Regions from separate parts of the Mus musculus genome. Here region 2 is linked to region 1. The links are chromatin loops, found by intact Hi-C in ENCODE. Cell type or tissue: heart. All regions are shown on one strand. Links, peaks and the distances in the headings refer to the core of each region. The heading gives the core; the rest is flanking DNA.

Evidence for each region. A loop is a pair of places that touch in the nucleus more often than their neighbours do. Peaks named below come from ENCODE experiments on the same cell type or tissue, not always from the same donor. Only the 100,000 strongest peaks of a DNase experiment are listed, where the experiment ranks them.
Region 2: it touches region 1 in a loop (2.2-fold over the local background); 1 of 42 quality-filtered maps calls a loop at or near these places.

The regions. Positions count from the first base shown.
Region 1 is chr8:125,728,745-125,739,498 of GRCm38, reverse strand. It overlaps Ntpcr (nucleoside-triphosphatase, cancer-related), which reads right to left and starts at 5,296. Exons shown (of 5, transcript NM_025636.5): 1 at 5,150-5,296; 2 at 3,269-3,431; 3 at 2,080-2,176. The coding sequence starts at 5,183. In heart, for the core only: no CTCF peak of the experiment used is centred there; a DNase peak (open chromatin) is centred at 5,228; H3K4me3 peaks cover 1,181 bases; H3K27ac peaks cover 2,583 bases.
Region 2 is chr8:125,591,453-125,602,206 of GRCm38, reverse strand. The region is part of intron 2 of 4930567H12Rik (RIKEN cDNA 4930567H12 gene); the gene reads right to left. Among named protein-coding and RNA genes, the nearest start is that of 4930567H12Rik, 12 kb to the right of the region's middle. In heart, for the core only: no CTCF peak of the experiment used is centred there; a DNase peak (open chromatin) is centred at 6,396.

The DNA.
Region 1 (10,754 bases), core at 3,266-8,265:
ATGTGTGGACATGTAGGTGCACATGAACTCTTACATACACACACATACATGCCCGTGCACACACATACATGTGCGCAAGCACACACACACACACACTTTCTCTCTCATACTTTAAAAATAAAATATTTTTTAAAATAACACAGTTAACTAGCTTGGTACCCAAACTAGAGTGGTATTCAGGCAAGAATCAGAAAGGCCAGTGAAAGAGAAGAGGACCCCCAAGTCCACACACACACACACACACACACACACACACACACACACATGCGCGCGAGCTTTAAAGCACAATTTACAGAGAATAAACTAATTAGACATGGGCTTTTAGCAAATGCTTTTAGTAAACTGGCCAAGTATCTCGAAGAAACTAATTAAGGGTGTCACTGCATGCCATATATTCAAAACAAATCCAGATGGATTAAAAATGCATTTTTAACAAGCTCACATCAGAAAATACATATAGGTAAAATGCTGCATTAATTTGGATCAGGACAGAGCTTTTCTGTGCTAATCAAAGAAAAAAAAAAGGAAAGAAAGAAACAAAGTATCAATGTGAGGAACGGAAAAGTAGAATCAACAAATTAAAGGTCATTTGCTTTAAGAAATATCTGGCTAGGACTGGGGAGGTAGCTCAGCAGCTAAGGACATTGGATGCTCTCTCAGAGGGCCTGTGTTTCCCAGGACAAGGTGGTTCACAACTGTCTGTAGTTCTAATTGCAGGGGACTAGATGCCCCCATTTAGCCTCTGAGGATACTGCACACACTTGGTAAACAGACACACAGGCTGCCAAAACACCCAGACACATAAAATGAAACAAAGCAAAGCAAGATCTACTTACATCAAAACATGAAACACAGAGAGGGGGCTGAACCAATGAGCTAGATTCTAAAACACTCACTTAATAAATCATTAAAAGTATGTATTTCTATTATCCCTTAATGCAAACCAGAGGACATTTCTACTGAGCATGTGTGAAGTGCTCAGCGCCAGCAGAAGTGCAGCCTGACAAACTATTTCCCATAGTGGGTGCCATGATACATGGTCCCCAGGAGCCCTGGGCAGCCACCAAGCCTTCTCCTCCATCACTGCTTGGAGGCATGAGGACAGAGCACGGCCCTTCCTGGGGGGATGTGAACCAATGTCTACATAGCCCGGAATATCAGGCACAGGTCGTGATTATTTCACCCAAGTCCAGTTTGACGGCCTGAGTCTATGGCTGTAATCATTACAGAAACATGGGTGACTGTAAAGCTATGAACCGTTTCTATGTCCTTTTCCCATTAGAAACAAGAGGCAAGTTGTTGACCCAGCCAGCGAGCACACGGGAGCACGGGCTCTTGCCTCTTCCCAGGATTCTGTTTGCCTGAGCAAAACTCAATTCTGTATATGGATCCAATGCCCAAAGCTGGACTCTCCACTCGGGATGTCATCGGACGCTTCTTGATGCTGTGTAGATATGAGAGAGAGGGGCATGGGTCCCAGGGGAAATAAAAATCTCTGTCTGTCCCCAGCTTGTAGCAACAGAGCAGCCAGCATGGCTCAGCCCAGAAATGGGGCAAAAATGCCCAGAGGAACTGAGGAAGGGGTGGGAGAGGGGAGGCAGAGGAGAGCTCAGTGGGTGGGATTCCAGCACATTAATACAGACCATAGCATCCCCAGGCCTCTGAAGACAGAGGCTGTCCTTAGCAGGCAGTGACTAGCTCCTCGGGTAGAGCTCCAGGCTCCACCTACGCGGTACGTACCCCCTGACAGTAGGCTCTGTGTACATGGAGCAGTGTGTAGACTATTTACAGGTTCTTTGGTGCACACTCAAGCAAGCTCTGGGCACCAGAACACGGGGATACAGACCTGCATTAGAGCCTTCCTAACAGGAAATATTTTACACATGCTCTGGGCATGTGACAGCTCAGGGCAACAGTCAATTGGACTGCCTATCCTTAGCAAGGTTCAGTGGCTAGAAGACTTTTTAAACCATAAGACACAACCTAACTATAGGGACAAAACCACTGTGTTCAAGTGGCCAGCAAGTCCCACAATACACAGAGGCCGCCAGTCTCTCAAGACAGAAAACATACACTCACGTTTCTTAGGACAGGAAGTGCCAACTGCTCAAAAGAATCCAAGTTCACCACATACTGCCCCACTCGACACTCGGGCTTTCCAGGTAGAGGCTGTGACCTGAAAGAAGACACTGTTTGCTGGAGGATTCCCCACCGATTTCTGGGGTTGGTCTGTTCTGCTGACCCACTTGCTCTCTGCACACACCCTTAACAATCCCCATATAAAAGGAGAGAGTGTACAAGGTTGGACTCACTGTGGTTTCTCTCCTGAAACCAGGCCCTCTCTGAATGTCAGCACCACTCTGGCCAAATTCAGTCTTGCAGTGTGTGATGGTTTGTATATGTTTGGCCCAGGGAGTGACACTATTTGGAGGTGTGGCCTTGTTGGTGTAGGTGTGTCACTGTGGGAGTGGGCTTTTATACCCTCACCCTAGCTGCCTGGAAGCCAATATTCTGCTAGCAGCCATCAGATGAAGAGGTAGAACTCTCAGCTCCTCCTGCACCATGCCTGCCTGGATGCTGCCATGTTCCTACCTTGATGATAATGGACTGAACCTCTGAATGTATAAACCAGCCCCAATTAGATGTTGTCCTCATAAGAGTTGTCTTGGTCATGGTGTCTGTTCACAGCAGTAAAACCCTCGCTAAGATGCAGTATTAACAGTGAGGTCTCTCCAGTGAGTGCACACACCACAGCACAAGAGCTGAGCCCAATGTGGCAGGTCTCCTGTCATCGTTCTAACTAGTCAGGAGGCTGAAGCAAGTGAAGGCAAGAGAACAAAAAGCTTAGGGGCCATTGGGCAACTTAGACTTTCTCAAAATAAAAAGTAAGCAAGGGGTTGCTGGGCATGGTGGTGCACACATCTTAGTACTAGGAAGCAAAGGCGGGTGGATCTCTGTGAGTTCCATACATAGCAAGACCTTGTATCAAAACTAAGGTTAAAATTAAACAGAGAGCTGGGGGTATAGCTTAGTGATTGAGGCTTGCCCATGACACTTCCAGGGCTGGCCACCATGGAACTCCAGGTACTGGGAGACTCCTTGTCTCAGGGAAGAGAGCCACAGAGCAGGACATCAGATGTCCCCGTTTGGCCTCTGCACAGACCCATGGACCACATGCACTCATACAGAGAAGAAATGTTCCCAAGAAGTACAGAGGCCAGGCTAGAGACACCCCACCCCCACCCCTGCAGAAACAAAACACCAGTACCCAACTCTGGACAGAGGCCCCTGGGCACCAGACAGGGTGACGACATCGAATCCTATCCTCTTCCCTTCCTGCCTGACTTCTTGTGTGTAAAATCCATCCACGGGCAGCCCGGAGGACTGCAGGACCTCGATGGCTTTCTGGATCAAGGTTGTTTTGCCAACCCCTGAAAGAGACAAAGGAAGAAGAGGGGTCAAGAAGTTTTACCTTGTCAAGCCCATCTGGCCTGCAAAAAAGCAATAGCTGCAAACAGGACGGGCTGCAAATGTCACTGCCTGCCAGATTGCTCCAGGTGTGAGGGATTTTCCACCCCAGCAGAGGCAGGCGGCGGCATGAAGTTTACTTACTTCTAATGCAGTCCCAGGACATATCTGGGACCTCCTTCACTCCTAGATTTACCCTCTGTTCTGGTTTAAATCTAAAGCATCCCTCCAGCCACTCTTGTGTCTGATCAGGCAGATGGTACTGTGTGGGGAGGTCGTTAAGCCTTTATAGGGCATGAAGCCTGGCTGTGAAGGTGGGTCAGTGGTGGTGGGCCAGAGGGTTGCAGCATAATCCTTATGGATTTTAAGCAAAAGTATGTATGTGCCAACAGCAGATGTTTGTGGCCTAGAACAATAAGGAACAAAGGTCCCACACTTAGCTCCTGAGGGTGGAGTTCCCTGGGGCTACCCCCGCTTTTTGTCTTTTATTATTTACATCCCAAACACTGCACACATACACACACCCCACCACCAACAAAAAGCCTGTCACTTTAACATTTCACTTTAGCTCTCATACCAAGCAGGCAGCACTTTTATTATAAGGGGAGGGGAGTATATTTATGGGCCAGCAAGACGGCTCAATGGGGCAACAAGAACCAACTCCTCAAAGTTGTCCTCTGACCTCCACACCTGCGCACACACTCACATACGTAAATAAATGCAACTTTCAAACTCCATATATCCGTATTTCCAAACAGACAACACACAGCAGCCCAAGAGCTCTTGACCCAGAGGCTATCTCCTCACAGGGATTGTTATGTTAAAAACAGCTGAGCAAGCCAGACAGTGGTGGCCCATGCCTTTAATCCCAGCACTTGGTAGGCAGAGGCAGGTGGATTTCTGAGTTGGGGCCAGCCTGGTCTACAGAGTGAGTTCCAAGACAGCCAGGGCTACACAGAGAAACCCTGTCTCAAAAACCAAACCAAAAAAAAAAAAAACCAGCTGAGCAAAGCCCCCTCTGAGATGACTTACAGATGCTGGTCAATATTTAGGAAGAGGCTGAGAGGCAGTGGTGCTGACAAAGGGTGCTTTCTTTTTAAAAGTCTCGCTAACTTGCTGGAGAGGGGCTTAGAAAGCCAAACCCTTTGGGATGTTAGTGAGACACACTGGAGTGGGGCCTGTAGCGCAAGGGGCGAAGCATTACTAACTCTTGAGACAGGAGGCAGGGGTGTAGAGGTGCAAATCCGGGACTGACAGTACTCCCAGGTTCTCCTCGGGGAGGAGGGGAAAGCCTGTGAGTCCGGTGTTCACTAAACCTCTTATGAACATAGGTATTGATGATGGCTCCGGGTGAACCCTACAGCAGGAAGCTGGGGACCCAACTGCACCCTGATTTCAAATGCAGGGCATGCTGTGCAAGGCCGGCGCGCCTCCAACTGCGGCCCCCTGCTCCTCCCCAAAGCCTCTGCCTGTTCAACTGACTCTAAAGTCTACAGAGTACACCTGGGCCTCAGTGGCGCGAGACCCGGGTGACAACCGGTCCTTGGGGACATGTAACCGGTGCTCCCCAGTCCTCCTGGCCTTCCCTCTCGCCGGGTTGCGATACACCAAGCCAGGCCGGAGACCGGACAGAGGTCCAGGCGCTCTACCTCCCCGCCAAGTCCCGCAGGCTCTGGGTCACCTGGAGGCCCGGTGAGGAACACGTGCCGCGACATGTGCGTGGGGGTCTGGGTGCGGGGTGGTCCAGAGCGGGGCGGTCGGGGGTCAGAATGGGCGGCCAGGCTCCACCCCTTACGCTGAAGGCCACGCCCCTGTCGGCAGGGAAAGCACCGCCCCGCCCCGTGGTCGCGCATGCGTTTCCAACGCTCCCCCCCCCCCCTTCCCGACACACAAGGCGCACGCGCATTCTTCCCTACTCCTGGTGCTATGTGGCAGTGGCTGGCTGTAAGGTCTGGGAACAGTCCTATGTGCCAGACTCACGTGAGGTGTCTGCACGGATGCATTCGTGGAAATTCCAGATACTTGGCCGTTGCTACTTAAGTATCTGAGTTCTGTCCCTGAGACCCTCACCTCAGGCTGCAAGTGAGCTCCTATGTAGCAATAGAAACCCTCCTTGAAGGAGCAGCCGTTGGTGGGATTTGAACTCCGTGTACAATGTTCACTTGGCTGCGGAGCAGTCAGCTGGAGAACAGCTAACCTCAATTTATCCTGGCCTCCACCTCCCGAGATGAATATCTGAGACAAGGTAGTAAGAGTCTAAAGATCTGATTAAGCTTTTTTATTGCAACCTGGAAGTAGAAGGAGCTTCCAGTGACCTGACCTGAGCGGCAGAAACGGCAGAAAGAGTTGTGGAAAGCAGAAACAAGAGCAAAAGCGAGGCTTCTCTCCGCAGAGTTCTCCCCTTCCATTGCTGAAAAAGAACTTCCTCACTGACTTCATTCAGCTGACTGGGACGCCCATGCTCGGGGGAAACTAGCCCAAAACAGTTTTTTCAAAGCCAGTTTGATGGTCATCTTAGTGATAGTGCCTTGATTCCATTTTGGCCCGATCTGGACTGCTAGGGGCTCACACAGCAGCTTGGCCCAAAGCGATGGCCTCCTTTAGACTGGAGTAACTGGCATTGGTCCGGAGAACTTGAACCTGTTTGCAGGAGGTTTTCAAGCTTGCCCACGTTGCAGACCTCTGATGCAGGCGGACTTCCTATCCCCAGCCATGCACCGAATCCCTCATCTCTGCTCCATACCTCCACACTTGTCTATCAACCCACAACTGCCTTACCCAGAGAAAGTGGATCCTTACCTCAGTTAGCCTCGAGACTCATTCCACCAGCAAATGAAGTGGCAGTGGCTTTTGCCCGCGATGTACCTGTAGACCCTTCTAGTCGAGCATGCGTGCAGTTGGGCTTGTGCTCAGTCACCCTCCATTCTGGATGAGAAAGCCATTTCCAGGAATCCTTACCTTTAATTGGTTTGCGAATGTAATATACATACACACATTCACACACACACACACACACACACACACACACACACACACACACATTTTTGGACTCCTTTCAGCAGGCAATATATGCCAGTTTAACAGCTCAGTTTCCTGCTGTTTAAATCACCTAAAAAGATTGGCAAGCCACACCTGCCACTGTCATCTCAGTGTTGTTTATAGCCCTGTGTTACTCTAATGGAGTATTATTACTTCTTATCCCAATGGGTAACTTGCCTTCCGCATCTTGCACCTGCATGGACTCAGAGAATGGCTGATGTAAGCAAAGCAAACCCATGGGAGAACCTTACACAGAGAGACAACATGTATAGAATCCTAAGTGCTTCTTGTATCCAGAATATTCATTTTAAATATTAACCCTCTAGAATTTTCCATCGCTGGCAAGGGGACTGGAATTGTAAGGCGTTCTGGGAGTTGGGTTGTTTTCGGTAGCTCAGAGACAGAATCGACATAGAGAATCAATACCGGAGGAAACAAAGAAAATGTCTACATCGATCTGCTTGGCCTTGGGCACTCTCCCTCTTCCTCTCCTTCTCTCTTTTTAAGACAGGATCTTTTCTGTAGCCCAGGTTAGCTCAAGCTTCTCCTGCCTCAGCTTCCTCAGTGTTGGGATTACAGTCATTCGCCCCCAAAACAAGTTAGATGGAAATCCTTCATCCATTAAAAGAAAAAAAATGAGATGACAGTAGTATGTTCACTATATGATAATTCATTGAATGAGTGCTCACTTGGTACAATTTCCACGAAATAACAACATAGTTTCAATGATTTATATGTAGTAAATTAGCATCAAAGGGTCACAGCAAGTGAGTACAATACTGATTTCAAATTTGGTTATCTTGACTCGTGTGTGTGTGTGTGTGTGTGTGTGTGTGTGTTCATGCATATATGTAATTGTGTGTACAAAAGCCACAGGACAGCCTCTGGTGTCCCTAGGGAACCATCTACCTTGTTTTTGAGACAGTCTCTCGCTGGCCTGGAGCTTGCCAAGTAGGGAATCTTCCTGTGTCTGCTTCCCCAGGCTTGGGATTATAAGTGCACAACACTGCATCTGACTTTCTAATATGGATTCTGGGGGATTGAACCTCAATCCTTGTGTGTGCAAGACTTTGTCATTCCATCTAATCAGGGTGCTATGGGGTGGACATGTACCATCCCCAAAGGATGTATGAACACCCCACCACACACAATCTGTGAAGGTGCCAAGACATGCGACCAAGGAAAGTGATCAGTTTGGGAGAGTGGAGCCCTCATGAATGCAACCAGGAAGTCTCTAAAGCCTGATAGGATGCTGCCCACCAGGGCAGGCTTACTTCCCGTCTCCAGTCCCACCTAATACAAAAAAGCTTCCAGAGTGAACAGAAAAGGACCACAGAGAGCAGTCTGATCTTAGAGACCCTGTGTTCTTTGGGATTATGGGGAAGGAATGTTTGTTGTTGCATGTTGTAACAAGGAGTAGGCTCTTTGTTACAGTAGCCTGAGCTGAGACACAGTCTTGAATGAGAGTTAATTCCAGCTGTTCCTTCCTGCCTCTCCTGGATCCCCCTCCCACTGAGAACCTCAGGGTCTGCAAGACAGTACTAGTTTTGATTTCTTATCTTCGTTTGCTTGAGACTTTTTGGTCCCTCAATCTCTGGCAATCCAGCAAGAACCAAGGGAACTCCCTCCAGCCTCCCAGGGAATGGGAAGCCAGAGTTTCCCAGAGAATTAGTGAGGACAAGGGGATAGGGCAGGGAGAAGCGGTCTGGAGCCAGCTTCCCTGAGGCGTCCCTGGGTGAGAAAGGATGGTGCGTCTGGTCGGTCCTGAATCTGCCCCCCTTGGTTCACAGTGGTTTGTAGGCAGCAATGTTTGCTGTCGCCTAAATCTGCCTCTGCTGCATGGGAGTCAGAGCTGACAGGGAGTGAGTGTGCAGGTCGCTGGTGCTCTGAGACTGGCTGAGATGTTCCCTCAAGCATACCCCTCCCTCCTTCCATGCCTCTGCTTGCCTGCCTCCCTTTATTCCTCCCTCTTCTTTCTCCCTCCCTCCCTTCTTCCTTTCCCTCTCTCCCCTCCATCCTCTCTTCTTTTCCACCTCCCTTCACTTTCTTTCTTCCTCTTCCATTTTCTCTAGATATTATGATAGTCAGGATCTGATGTGCATCTGAAATAGATTGTCTTGAGAAAAATACACATGCACTCACACACATGCACACACACACACACACACACATCTTTTTATACCTGAGGTCTAATTTTCACATGCACACACACATGTGTATGCACACATGCACATACATACACACACATATGCACATGTGCACACACATGCGCACACACATACATGCACATACTTTCACACATGCACACACACATGCACACTCACATATGCACACATATACACACACTCTCACACATGCACACACACTCACACATCTTTTTATACCTGAGGTCTAATTTTTGCATGTACACACATGCACACGCACACACATGCACACATCCTTTTATACCTAAGGACCAAGTTTTGAAGAAAAATATAAATATACAGTGCTTTTCCACTCAAAATTAAAATGCCTTTATTTGTGTTGGGTGGGGAGGTTCCTTAGCTACCTCTTTAGGTCATGCATTCCCTGCTTTATTGAATAAACTCTGCTGTTAAGGGAGCTGGCAGCCTCTGAACCCTCTCGCACATCTCACCAGCGGTAATCGCTAGCATTAATAAGAGCTGTGGCGAGGCTCAGTTCAAAGAGTTTTGTAAATCATATCCACTCACAGAAACTTGACTCCATACACAGAGAAACCATTGCACACAGAGGGTGAGGCTTGCCCAGGGCTACATCATCGGTCCAGACACACCGTCCATGTGGGTATGCAGACTCTTCTCATGAAAGTGTCCCCAGCCTATCTGTGTCCGTTACCGTTCTCAGTGCTGGCTCAAATACCCGATGTAAGCAGCACACAAGCACAGAGAAGGGAGTTTGGGGGACTTACCATGCGCAGGTACGGTCCATGGTGGCCAGAAGGCTTGGTGACAGGAACATGGGGCAGCTGGTCAGAATATATCTGCAGTTGTAAGCAGAGAAAAAGGAATGCTGGGGGTTCTGGGGCTCGGCTCACTTCCCCATTTTCCTTTGAATGCAGGCTGAGATCCCAGCCCACAGGACAGAGCTGTGGCCAGTTATAGGAGATCTTCCCATCGTAGTAACCCAGTCCAGAGACTCCTCACATACCTTCCTAGAGGCTTTTCCCACAGCTATTTTGAATCTCATCAGGTTCACAGTCAAGAAGGCCACTACACTGTTCTCCATTGAAAGTGTGTTCAGTGTACAAGTTACAGACTGCAGAGGCTTAGCAACCACATGTGCTGCAGTGAGGGGTGCTCTTGTGAGGGTGATGTTAATGGAGCTGTCAATCATGGCTGGTGAAGTATCAGATGCAGAATACTACCCTGGGACCAAATCGCAGGCAAAAAATATGCAAGTTTGTTTTTTAGTGAGGATTGCTTTGATGCCACAATAAAGTGGGAAACTGTTAAGTGGGAACATCTTAAAGTCAGGGTCTTCTGTAATGTGTATGTGCCCGTGTGTGGTGACTGCATATAGACAGATGATAGATAGGTGCATGGATGGGTAGATAGATAGATAGATAGATAGATAGATAGATAGATAGATAGATATAGATGATAGATGGATGGATAAATAGATAAATGATAGATAATAGGTAGATGATTGCTTGCTTGATAGATGATAGATAGATGTCAGATAGGTAGATGACAGATAGGTAGGTGATAGATAGAGATAGAAAGATAGATAGATAGGTGATAGATAATAGACAAATTATAGATAGATGATAGATGGATACATGATAGATAGATGAATAGATGATAGATAGATAGATGGTAGGTAGATGATAGATAAATAGATTGATGATTGATAGTAGATAGAGATAGATGATAAATTATAGAAAGATAGATGATAGATAAATTATAGATGATAGATAGATAGGTAGGTAGATGATAGATAGATGGTAGGTAGATGATAGATAGAAAAATAGAGATAAATGATAGATGATTGATAGATATAGATAGATAGATAGATAGATAGATAGATAGATAATAGGTGATAGATAAATGATAGATAGATGATGAAAGAGATCAAAATCTGACTCCACCCAGGTGTTGGGGAGCGGTTTTTCCTCTCACCTCTATCAGTATCTCCATCCACCCATGTGGTCCTGAAGGGAGATCACGGACAACACCACAAAGCTGTGAGAGTGGCATGGGGTCCTCAGACATGGCCTTCTGCCGTCT
Region 2 (10,754 bases), core at 3,734-8,733, 140 kb after region 1:
TGAAGCAAGATGGCACACAATCACAAATGGCCTGAAAGTACGTCTGAAACAATCAGACTCATCTTTGATTAACTCTTGCTAAGAAGTAGCTAGGGAGTAACTCTGGCCAAGGACAAGCTGTGGGGTCCTTCCTGGTACGTGGGTGCAGCCTGGGTTCTGCTGCAGGTCAACTTCTCATGCTTTTTTTCCTTTTCTTTAAGATGGAGGCCGGTCCCCAGATGGAGTAGGTTTGGACTCTCACTCACATATGTGGAGACACACAGAGGTATTTTGTTTTGTTTTATTTTTGAGTGTCAGTAGAACTATGTGCCTGCAATCCCAGGCCTGGGGAGGCAGAGCAGAATAGGATCCCATGACTTGTTGATCTGCCAGACTAGCCAATTGGTTAACTCTTGGTTCAGTGAGAGACCCTGTCTCAAAAAACCAGGTGTCGAGCAGAGTTCAGAGGAAGGCACCCTACATCAACCCCTGATCTCCACGTGCCCACACACACAAACACTCACAATACAACATTTAAAATAAAAATGAATCGAGCTATGAGCCAGGCTCCTTTTCTGTGTCTTGAGTTGTATGTCTCACTTTCAGGGGCTTAATTTAGTTACTTCCAACATCAGAGTCGGATGAGCCGCCGTTGTCCTGGAGTGCTCGGTCAGTTCTGTGACTGAGGCTGTGACACCTGGGGCAGCAGAAACTAGCTGCGATTTCCATCAGGGTAGAGTTGCCTTGCCCTTTCTACAGCTTGAAAATCAAAACAATACTTGCCTCGCCAGGATGTTATCCGAAGTCTATAAGGGCTGTTCAACAAGATGACAACTAGCGCTTGTTTTAAAACCCTGTAATGGTCTCAATGAAGGATCATTCTCTAAGGAAAAAGTTATTGGAATTGAATTGGAACGTGCCTAGCTCTGGAACTGTGACTGAACTGATAGTCTCCACCTGTGCGTCCACCAACAGTCCCCGCTGGCTGGCTACTCACCGGAGAAGTTTTAGTTAGTTCTAGGAGACCCAGTGTGACAACATGACATTCAGTAGGAAAGCAAACCTGTTCAGAAGCAGCAAGTCTGAGCGGTCAGTCTGCCTGCCTTCTTTTCTCCCTCCCTGCCTTCACAACTTCCTTTTTCTCCTCAACTCTATTCCTGTATTTCCTCTGTCAGCCCCCCACTCCACCCGCCACGGGCTCCTAGATGAAGTACAGACAAACACCCAGACATTTCCTTCAAGATCTGGGTCAAAGTGACCATGCTTTAGATGCCTTATAACCCCCCTCTCCTTAGCCTGTCTTAGGAAATGAATTGATCTTATCATGTGGCAAGGGAGCTGGTGTTGGAGTCCCCTCTGCGCCTCTCCCTTTCAAGGTCCCACCAAGCAATGATAACTAGAAACAGCAAGCGAGCAATGCCACCTGGATCTTGTCTGGGCCTCACCCTGGGTATGGATTGGCTGCTGCTAAAGCCGTAAGTTATGGCCACAGTTGTCTTCAGAGACCTTTCTGTAACTTCCCTGCTCAGACCACCAAGTATGTATTAGAAACTCTAGCGGATCCCTTCATGGTCACCAGACGATACCAAGGAAATTGGGGGCCCCTCATGGGGTTCTGTGGTAAGGTTGAATGGCTGTGATCTTGTCGGCTACTGTCCAAACCATACTTTGTAGTACTTATGTCTCAGGAGAGGGCTGGCAGGCTCTGTGGATTTTAATCAGTTGGGCGTGTGGTTAATATTGATTGTCTTGACAGGATTTAGGGTCACCATGGAAACAAATCTCCATGCATGTCTGTGAGGGATTATCTAGATTAGGCAGCTGAGGTGGGATGACCTATCCTAAAATACAGTTGTACCATCCGTGGGTCAGCATCCAAAACGGAATAAAACAAGAAAGCGACCTGAGCTCTCAGCTCTCTCTGCTTTCTGACTATGGACATCATGTGACACTATTTGGGGGAAGTTGTGGACCTTTAGGAAGCAGAGCCTGGCTGGAGGAAGTGTGTCACTGGGGCCAGGCTGTGAGAGTTTGTAACTTCAGCTCACTCTCTCTGCTCTGTGTGTGTGGTTAACAGCACGATCGCCTGGCTTCTTGACGTAGCTTCCTGTCGCCATCTAATCCCCCAACCCAATATCATGGGCTCTCCCGCTGGAACCCTAAGCCAACATGAGCTCTTCCTTACCTGGGTCATAATATTTTGTCACAGGGATAAGATGCAAGTGATATGGCTCACAGGCATCGGGGAGCGGCCAGTAGTAGAAAGTAAAGACGTGGATGAAAATAATAGAAAAAGAGAGAGATGGACATGAGAGTGGAAAGGGAAAGTTTCCGAGTGACAGCAAATAGAACCCAGATGATAAGCCCAGCAGGCAGCGAAACTCCTGATTGGATGAGTGCTGGTAAGCCCTTTGGGCAGCGCAGCTCCTGATTGGATATGTGCTGGTAAGCCCCTTGGGCAGCGCAGCTCCTGATTGGATATGTGCTGGTAAGCCCCTTGGGCAGCGCAGCTCCCGACTGGGTGTGTGCTGGCGTACACCAGTGTGCTAGTCATTTATAAATGGTGCCAGGTTTCCTGGAAGTCAGTCCGTCACTCAGGTGAGAGTCATTTAAAAAGACAGAAGCTAAACATCGATGCCACATGGCTCCTGGAGGGACGGCTGTCTAGAGTGGGGTGTCCAAGTGCTTCTTGGACGTATCCATGGAGGACCAGTTGTGGACACTTGTTTATACAGCAATGCTGGTGCTGTGTCAGCACTCAGTCAAGAGAGAAATGGAGAACATATATCCAAATGGAGAGAAGAGAGCTGGTGTGACTGAAGAGCCATCCTGGGGAATGTGCTGTACTTTTGTGGAGAGAGACTTTCAGATGGGAACTAAAGCACTTCTTGCGTTGGATGTTCTTTCCATGGGCCTGAGGGGGAGGATGAACATGGGTGGGAATGTGTGCCTTGTAAGGAAAGGCACCCTTGCCCTACACAGCCCTTTGGGAGCCCTTCAGCTGCCCACTGGGACACCCGCTCTGGCATTTTGATAAATCTTTACATGTGCAAATTAACTTCTTTCCAACTAATTACTTCTTTACTTCAAAGAACAACTCAGAAACTTGAGACAATCTCTTCAAAGACTTAACATAGAAATAGATTTTTCTTTCAGTAGCCTTGTCTCCTGCAACTCAGAGCTGAACACACAAACTCCGGGCTTCTCCAGGAGCCGGGTTTGTTTGAACTAGAACTCCAGTGGGAATCATTCAGTTGATTCTTCCTCCTCCGTGGTGCAGCTCATTGTTTCCTTTCCATACAGTCTGAACTACCTTGTTCACTGTTTATCGTTTATGTACTTATTATAGCTTAGTTATCTAATATGATGGTTTGGTTGTCAATTTGACAAAATCTACAGCAGCTGTTCTCAACCTTCCTAATGCTGCAGTCCTTTAGTACAGTTCCTCCAGATGTGACATACCGCCCCCCCCAAAAGATTATTTTCATTGCTACTCTGTAACTGTAGCTTTGCTACTGTTAGGAACCACAGTGTAAATATCTGTATTTTACATAGGAGTCGGTGGGCCTCCTAATGGGGTCGAGACCCATAGGTTGAGAACCACTGCTCTAGCATCTCCTGGAGAGGAAGGTTTGATGGGGGTTGGTCTGTGGGAGAGTCCGTGGGATGACTGCCCTGGTTACATTAACTAAGGTGGGAAGATCTACCCACTTCCTGGGAATGGATCTTGGATTGTACAAGAGTGAGAAAAATGAGCAGAGTGTTAGAGTACTGCATTAAGTCATTGCCTTAAGCTCTTGACTGTGGATTCAAAGTGACCAACTGCTTCAAGGTGACCCCTCCCCACCTCATTTTTTACTGCCTCACGATGATGGACTATAACTCGGAACTTCGAATTAAATGTACCCTTTCTCCCTCACATTGCCTTCATCAGGAAAATGAAACTCCAGCTGCCAGAAGGTGAGCTGGAGGAGGGCAGGCGTTAGGTCGCTGTCCCCAGCACCTAGAGTCATGTCTAGCGTGTAGGGAACTTGGTGGAAGTTTGTTCAAAGACTGAGGGAGATTTGATGTTGAGTGGTTTCCATTTTGACATGCTGAGTTCATGCTTAAACAGCTCTGCTACATAATTGCACTGGCTGGTTTTGTGTGTCAACTTGACACAGGCTGGAGTTATCACAGAGAAAGGAGCCTCCCTTGAGGACATGCCTCCCTGAGATCCAGCTGTAAGGCATCTTCTCAATTAGTGATCAAGGAGGGAGGACCCAACCCATTGTGGGTGGTGCCATCCCTGGGCTGGTGATCCTGGGTTCTATAAGCAAGCAAGCTGAGCAAGCTAGGGGAAGCAAGCCAGTAAGCAGCATCCCTCCATGGCCTCTGCATCAGCTCCTGCCTCCAAGTTCCTGACCTGCTTGAGTTCCAGTCCTGACCTCCTTTGGTGATGAACAGCAATGTGGAAGAGTAAGCTGAATAAACCCTTTCCTCCCCAACTTGCTTCTTAGTCATGATGTTTTGTGAAGGAATACAAACTCTGACTGAGACAACAGTCATCCATTCTGGTCCTGTTTCTTAATCTTATTTAATCTTTATTTAATCTTAATTCAATGGCAATCAGAATTCGAAACCAACCTTGTGTAGTTCTTGTCTAAGATGTAGGCACACCCAACTGAAGCACTGGTGGTAGATGGGAGAAAATGTGCTTAGAAAGAGATCTATCAAGTGATTTCAGAGAGTCAGCTCAGAGTCCTGCTAAGTTTCCAGGGGATCCAGCAAGGTTTTACAAAAGAGAGATTTCTGCTGTCATTGTTCTGGCTCTCAGAGATAGAAACTCAAGCTTGAGCTTTTAAGGGGCCCTAAATTAGAAACTCAGGGGCTGGAGAGATGACTCAGAGGTTAAGAGCACTGACTGCTCTTCTGAAGGTCCTGAGTTCAAATCCCAGCAACCACATGGTGGCACACAACCATACATAATGAGATCTGATGCCTTCTTCTGGTTTGTCTGAAGACAGCTACAGTGTACTTACATATAATAAATAAACAAATCTTTGGGCAGGAGCAAGTGGGGCCAGAGGGAGAGGGACCCAGAGTGAAAAGAAAAGAAAAAAGAAAGAGAAATTCAGAAATAAAAGAAAAAAATCAGAATTCCTGTAAACACTTTCAAACTGGCTCGTGTGTGAACACTCCGTTCCCCAGCCTATCTCAGGAGGTTGTCGGCCTTAGGGAGATGAAGTCTCATGGGAGGGAGTGGCCCACTGGGGGTGTGGATGATTGGTTTTGGTGGCCTCATTCTAAATCTCAAGGATAGGTGACCATGGACCTCCCACTTCTGCTGCCATAAGTCTACCATCATGACCAGCCCCTTGGCCTGTGAAGGAAAGATGCTTTCTCCCTGGAGCTAGTCTGTTACATTTTCTGGTCTTGGCTACAAAAGAAGTAACTTGTGTAAGCCACAAGGAGATCATGCTGAGAAATAGGAGGAGGAGCAAAACAAGATGGGTTTCACCTTTAAAAAGAAAAACAACCCCACGAGAAGGCCATGCCTGCAATTGTCGTCAGTAACTCCAGCCTGGGAAACAGAGCCTGCCATGGTTTGGCAAAGATTCTGGATCTCTGAGAGAATCAATCAATACCTTGGCCGGACTCCTGAGAAACTATACAGAGGTAATTCAAAAATGATGAGCAATTGAAAAAATAACTTCTAGATACAAAATATAAAAATAGTTTGAGGCAACTTTCATTTCCTCTCCTTCCACTGAAGGTCACTCCTCCTTGCTCAGGGATGAGTCCCAAATTGTATTATCCTGTTAATTCCGTGTTCTCAGTGGTGACACACAAAGTCTCCCACAGAGGCCAAGGAGGCGGAGGGCACGAGTGGGCAGCTCCTTTATGAGTTCTTTTCCTGTTCGCTTTCTTCCTCTTTCATGTCTCCCCCGCCCACTTTTCCCCCAGCTTCAGCCTTTATTTATAAATCACCAGAACATCTGGCCAATTTACTTAATATCCAGATGTTTGGGCCTGCTTCACATTGCCTTTTTTAAGCTTTGTAGGTAAATATAGCCTAAGCGAAAGTGAGTGAAGGTTGCCAGCTGCTGGAAATGGAACTAACTAGCAATCAGGAGCCAACATCTGCTCCTCGTTTCTCCATGGCTTCCTGGCTCAATCAAAAAGAATACGTGTAATCTTTGAAGAAATTCCTGGAGAAGTTTTTTTCTTTTTTCTTTTTTTAAATCACTGGAGAATCTTCACCTTACTGATATGAGAAATGGTCGGAGTAGATTCACACATTTGCTATGAGAATCCCATTAGGGTGAGAGCCGTGATCCAAAAACCGCTCAAAACCGTTTGTCTCTCAGCCTCGTCATCTGTGTTCCTTCTCCAGCTGCACCCCAGCATGCCCCTGATAAGCATGGTTAATTACCTTGGTCCGGTGCCATCCTGCGGGAGCCATAGACTAATGACTCACAGTCCTACTGGGCTGTAAATCAAAGCTTTAGTCCAGCCTGTGGGGCCACATTGCAATGAAGTCTATGGTGATTTGAGTCCTTGGCCACATAGCCCTGAGTCAGTCAGGCGACATGGGAAAGGTCCAAACCTTCCTTATGGTTTGGATGTGATAGCCAAGACGGAAATATGTTTTACTCAACCAGTCACTAGTCAGAGCATCCTTCCTATAGGTGATGGGTTATTTTTGCTATTCTCGTCTTGATTTTATTTTGAGTGGTTTATTTATCAGTTGTTCACTCATTCATTCTGTTACGGGTGTGAAGATGATCACACACTACAGAAACCACCTACTCTGTTGTTATTATTTAAACAAACAAACAAACAAACAAGCCAGGATCTTATGTAGTCCAGGCTGGTCTTAAACCCACTGTGCAGCTGAGGCTCGCTTTGAACTCCACATCTTCCTGCCTCTGCCTCCTAAGTTCTAGGAATACAGGTGTGTGGCACAAGGCTCAGCATAGTGTGAGGGACCAGATCTTTTGGGTTCAGACTCCTGCTAAGGTTGAACTCGAGTTAACTAACAGGGCAGCAGTACCTAGCACCAGTTTCCAGGTTACCCACCAACAAACCTGCACCTCCAGGTTACGAGCCTGCCCCTGACACTACTTTCTGACAATCACCAATCAGGAGGAAAACAGAAGTTAAGTTTATGGTTTGGCTCCCAGCACCAGCCAAATATGTTAAAGGCCACAATGCCCCCCCTCCCCCATCAGGCTAGATACCCTCTTCTTGCCTCTATAAATGCTTGCCTGAAACTGAGCTCAGGTTGCAACTCCTATTCTGCTGCATCAGAGTCTGTGCCTTGGTGGTCTTTCTGGGTTTGTGAACAGGCACAAGTGTCAGTCTTAGAAACACATAGAAGCCCAAATAACATGGGAAAAGACCACAAAATTCACCATCTTACAGCTGCTGACGAATAACATAAAATGAAGAGCTTCATTTCATCTTTTTGACCATCACCTACATTGGACCATTTCTGAACTATACAAACGACAACCCAATATCTCTTGGTTTGCTACAACCACACAGGACATTTTACTTGCTTCCTGTAGGCACACAGGTAGAGGTCAGAGGACAACTTGCCAGGGTTGTTTCTCTCTCTTTCCCAAGTGGGTTCAGGGGACTGAACTCAGGTCATCAGGCTTGCTGGCTGACGCCATTACACAGTGGGCATCTTGCTGGACCCTCATCACCACTGGAAGTTTTCGTCAATATAATTAACTTCACAGAGCACAAGTGTTTTCATGCATCCATGTAGTGCGTTTGGTTCCTGTTCTTCACCATTCCCCCCTCTTACAGGTCCCATGGGGTCTTTTCCTCCTGCCAAATAATTCCATCTCTACTTTCACATCTTAAAAATCCCTAGCCTAGATTTTCCACATGTTTTTTTTTTTTTTCTGGATCCTTATGGGTCATCGTATGTTTCATCAGTTTCTGTGAGAGACGCATGGAAATCTTTTAAAATCACTGTGACTTCATAACTTTCTATTTTTGCTCTGTAATGTTTGCCTTCTGTATTTGGAAGCTTATTATTAGATGACTATAAAACTTTAAAAATACCTTATTTTATATGTGTGGGTGCTTGTCTGCGTATATGTCTGTGTACCACGTGCCTGCCTGGTGCCCACAGAGGCCAGAAAAGGGCATCAGAGCCCTTGGAGTTTGTGAGCACTCTGTAGAGACCCCAGGTCCTTTGGAAAAGCAGCCAGTGCTCTTAACCACTGAGCCATCTTTCTATGCCAGTATAAACGTCTTATGAATTGCCCCCAAGGTGTTGGGTAGTATCAATTATCAGCTCGACAGATCCTTAGAATCACCTAGGAGATGAGCTTTGGGGTGTGCTTGTGGGAGATTATTTTGATTGTGTTAATCTAGGTGGGAAGTCCTGCCCACTGTGGGCAGTGCCATTCCCTGGCTGGAATCCTGGATAATATGAGATAGTGAAAGGATGCTGAGCAGCAGATACATTCCGAATTGTCTGCTTCTTGTCTCTGTGTGTGAGGGGACCAGCTTCATGTGCCTGACTCCTTGACTTATGTACCGTGATGGACTACCTGTGCTGCTTGGCGTTTTGCCAAGCGGACACAAACCAGAGTCATCTGGGAACCCCAGTTGTGAAATTCCCTCCATCAGGCTGTAACTGTGATTATATAATCCTGCGTAAGCAACATAATGGAGTGTCACAACTCAAAGGTAGTGTTCGGGCCAAAAGCACTCCTTCAGTGGGAGAAGCCATGGCAGGAACCTGGAGACAGGATCCTGGAGGCAAGCGGGAGCTGGTGCAGAGGCCATGGAGGGGTGCAGTTTATTGGCTTGCTCCTCAGTGCTTGCCCAGCCTGCTTTCTTATAGAACTCAGGACTAACTACCCTGGGAAGGCACTACCCACAATGGGCTGGGCACCCTGCATCAATCATTAATCAAGAAAATGCCCAAGAAAGTTGGGAGAGAGGAGGGGGCCTATGGGTCTCCGTTGTCATAAACCTGCAGAGCACATCAAAGCCCAGGCTGGTCTTTAGCATCCCTCAGTGTCTTAGTCAGGGTTTCTATTCCTGCACAAACATCATGACCAAGAAGCAAGTTGGGGAGGAAAGGGTTTATTTGGCTTACACTTCCACACTGCTGTTCATCACCAAAGAAAGTCAGGACTGGAACTCAAGCAGGTCAGGAAGCAGGAGCTGATGCAGAGGCCATGGAGGGATGTTCCTTACTGGCTTGCTTCCCCTGGCTTGCTCAGCCTGCTCTCTTATAGAACCAAGACTACCAGCCCAGAGATGGTCCCACCCACAAGGGGCCCTCCCACCTTGATCACTAATTGAGAAAATGCCTTACAGTTGGATCTCGTGGAGGCATTTCCTCAACTGAAGCTCCTTTCACTGTGATAACTCCAGCTGTGTCAAGTTGACACAAAACTAGCCAGTACACTCAGCATAGTGTACCTGTTATACATTTAAAAGTCCATGCCAACTCCTGACCGCCTGCTCCCCTAGTAACTCATTCTCCTTATAATCCACATGGTTTGTCTATACCACACTCTCTACCTCTTGTTATCCTCTTACACTCTCTGTATACTCTTGCTATTCTCTCTCTCTCCCTCCCCTCCCTCATCCCTTCCCTCTCCCTCTTCTCTCCTCCCTCCCCCATATTCCCTCCCCTTTACCCTCCCTCCCTTCTCCACCCTCTCCACCCCTCCTCCCTCCCTCCCCTCTACTCTCTTCTCTTTCCTCTCCTCCCTCCCCTCCCCCGTCTCTCTCCTCCCTTGTGTTCTTGCTATCTCAGTAGCTCTACTACCTCTCCCACACCAGTCGCCCTCACCACCTCCAGTCCGTTTCTCTTTCCCTCTGTTCCGGATTTGTCCAGACGCCTCTGGATATGTTCTCTCTCTTATTCACAATACAAATCTTCCCCTAATAACTGAGCAGTGACATTGACAGTTCCTTTGCTGTGCCTCCTTGCACACAAGTTGAAGCAAAGCCACATCTACTCACATGGGCCAAATAAAAGAGCTTTACCCTAAATCAGAATGGTTGTTACCTTAAAGAAGGAAGGAAGGAAGGGAGGGAGGGAGGGAGGAAGGAAGGAAGGGAGGGAGGGAGGGAGGAAGGAAGGGAGGGAGGGAGGGAGGGAGGGAGGGAGGGAGGGAAGTTCTTGGATTGTGTAATGGAGTCTTGTATTTGAGAGGGAGGGACTGATGAATGTCATGAGATCGAGGGAAATAAGGCAAGGAAGCAAATACTTGTGAAACAAACAAACAAACAAAATAAACCAACAACGATACGTACACTCCTACTTTTGCCAGTGGTCTGATTTAGAACAGTAGTTTTTACAGATGTCTGTCTTTGGATAAAGATGGGACACTGTAGGGGGATGGGGAGATGCTGTCTCTTCAGTGACAGCAGGTTCCAGTCGGATCAGCTCAGGCGCATTTCTGAGTTAAGGGACAAAGGCTACGTCCACGGTGGGGAACTGTAATGGATGCTCATTGAACACACTCATTGTGGGGAGACAAAGGACAAACACTCAGGAGGAATAAGGGAAAGGCTGCAAGCAGATCCCTTCTAAGGAGGATGCACGGAGACAGGCTTCCAGGACAGCCATCTTGGTAGCCCGGAGGGAGGGGGTTCCAGGTGAATGCTCGCCTAACCTGCTGTCCTGTTTCCTGACATGAGTCCATCACACGCATGGCCTCATACCGTGCGAACCAACCGATATCCCCTGATGCTTCCATTCCTGTTGGTGCTTTACATTCATGGGTGTGTTTTCCATGAGTCCGGAT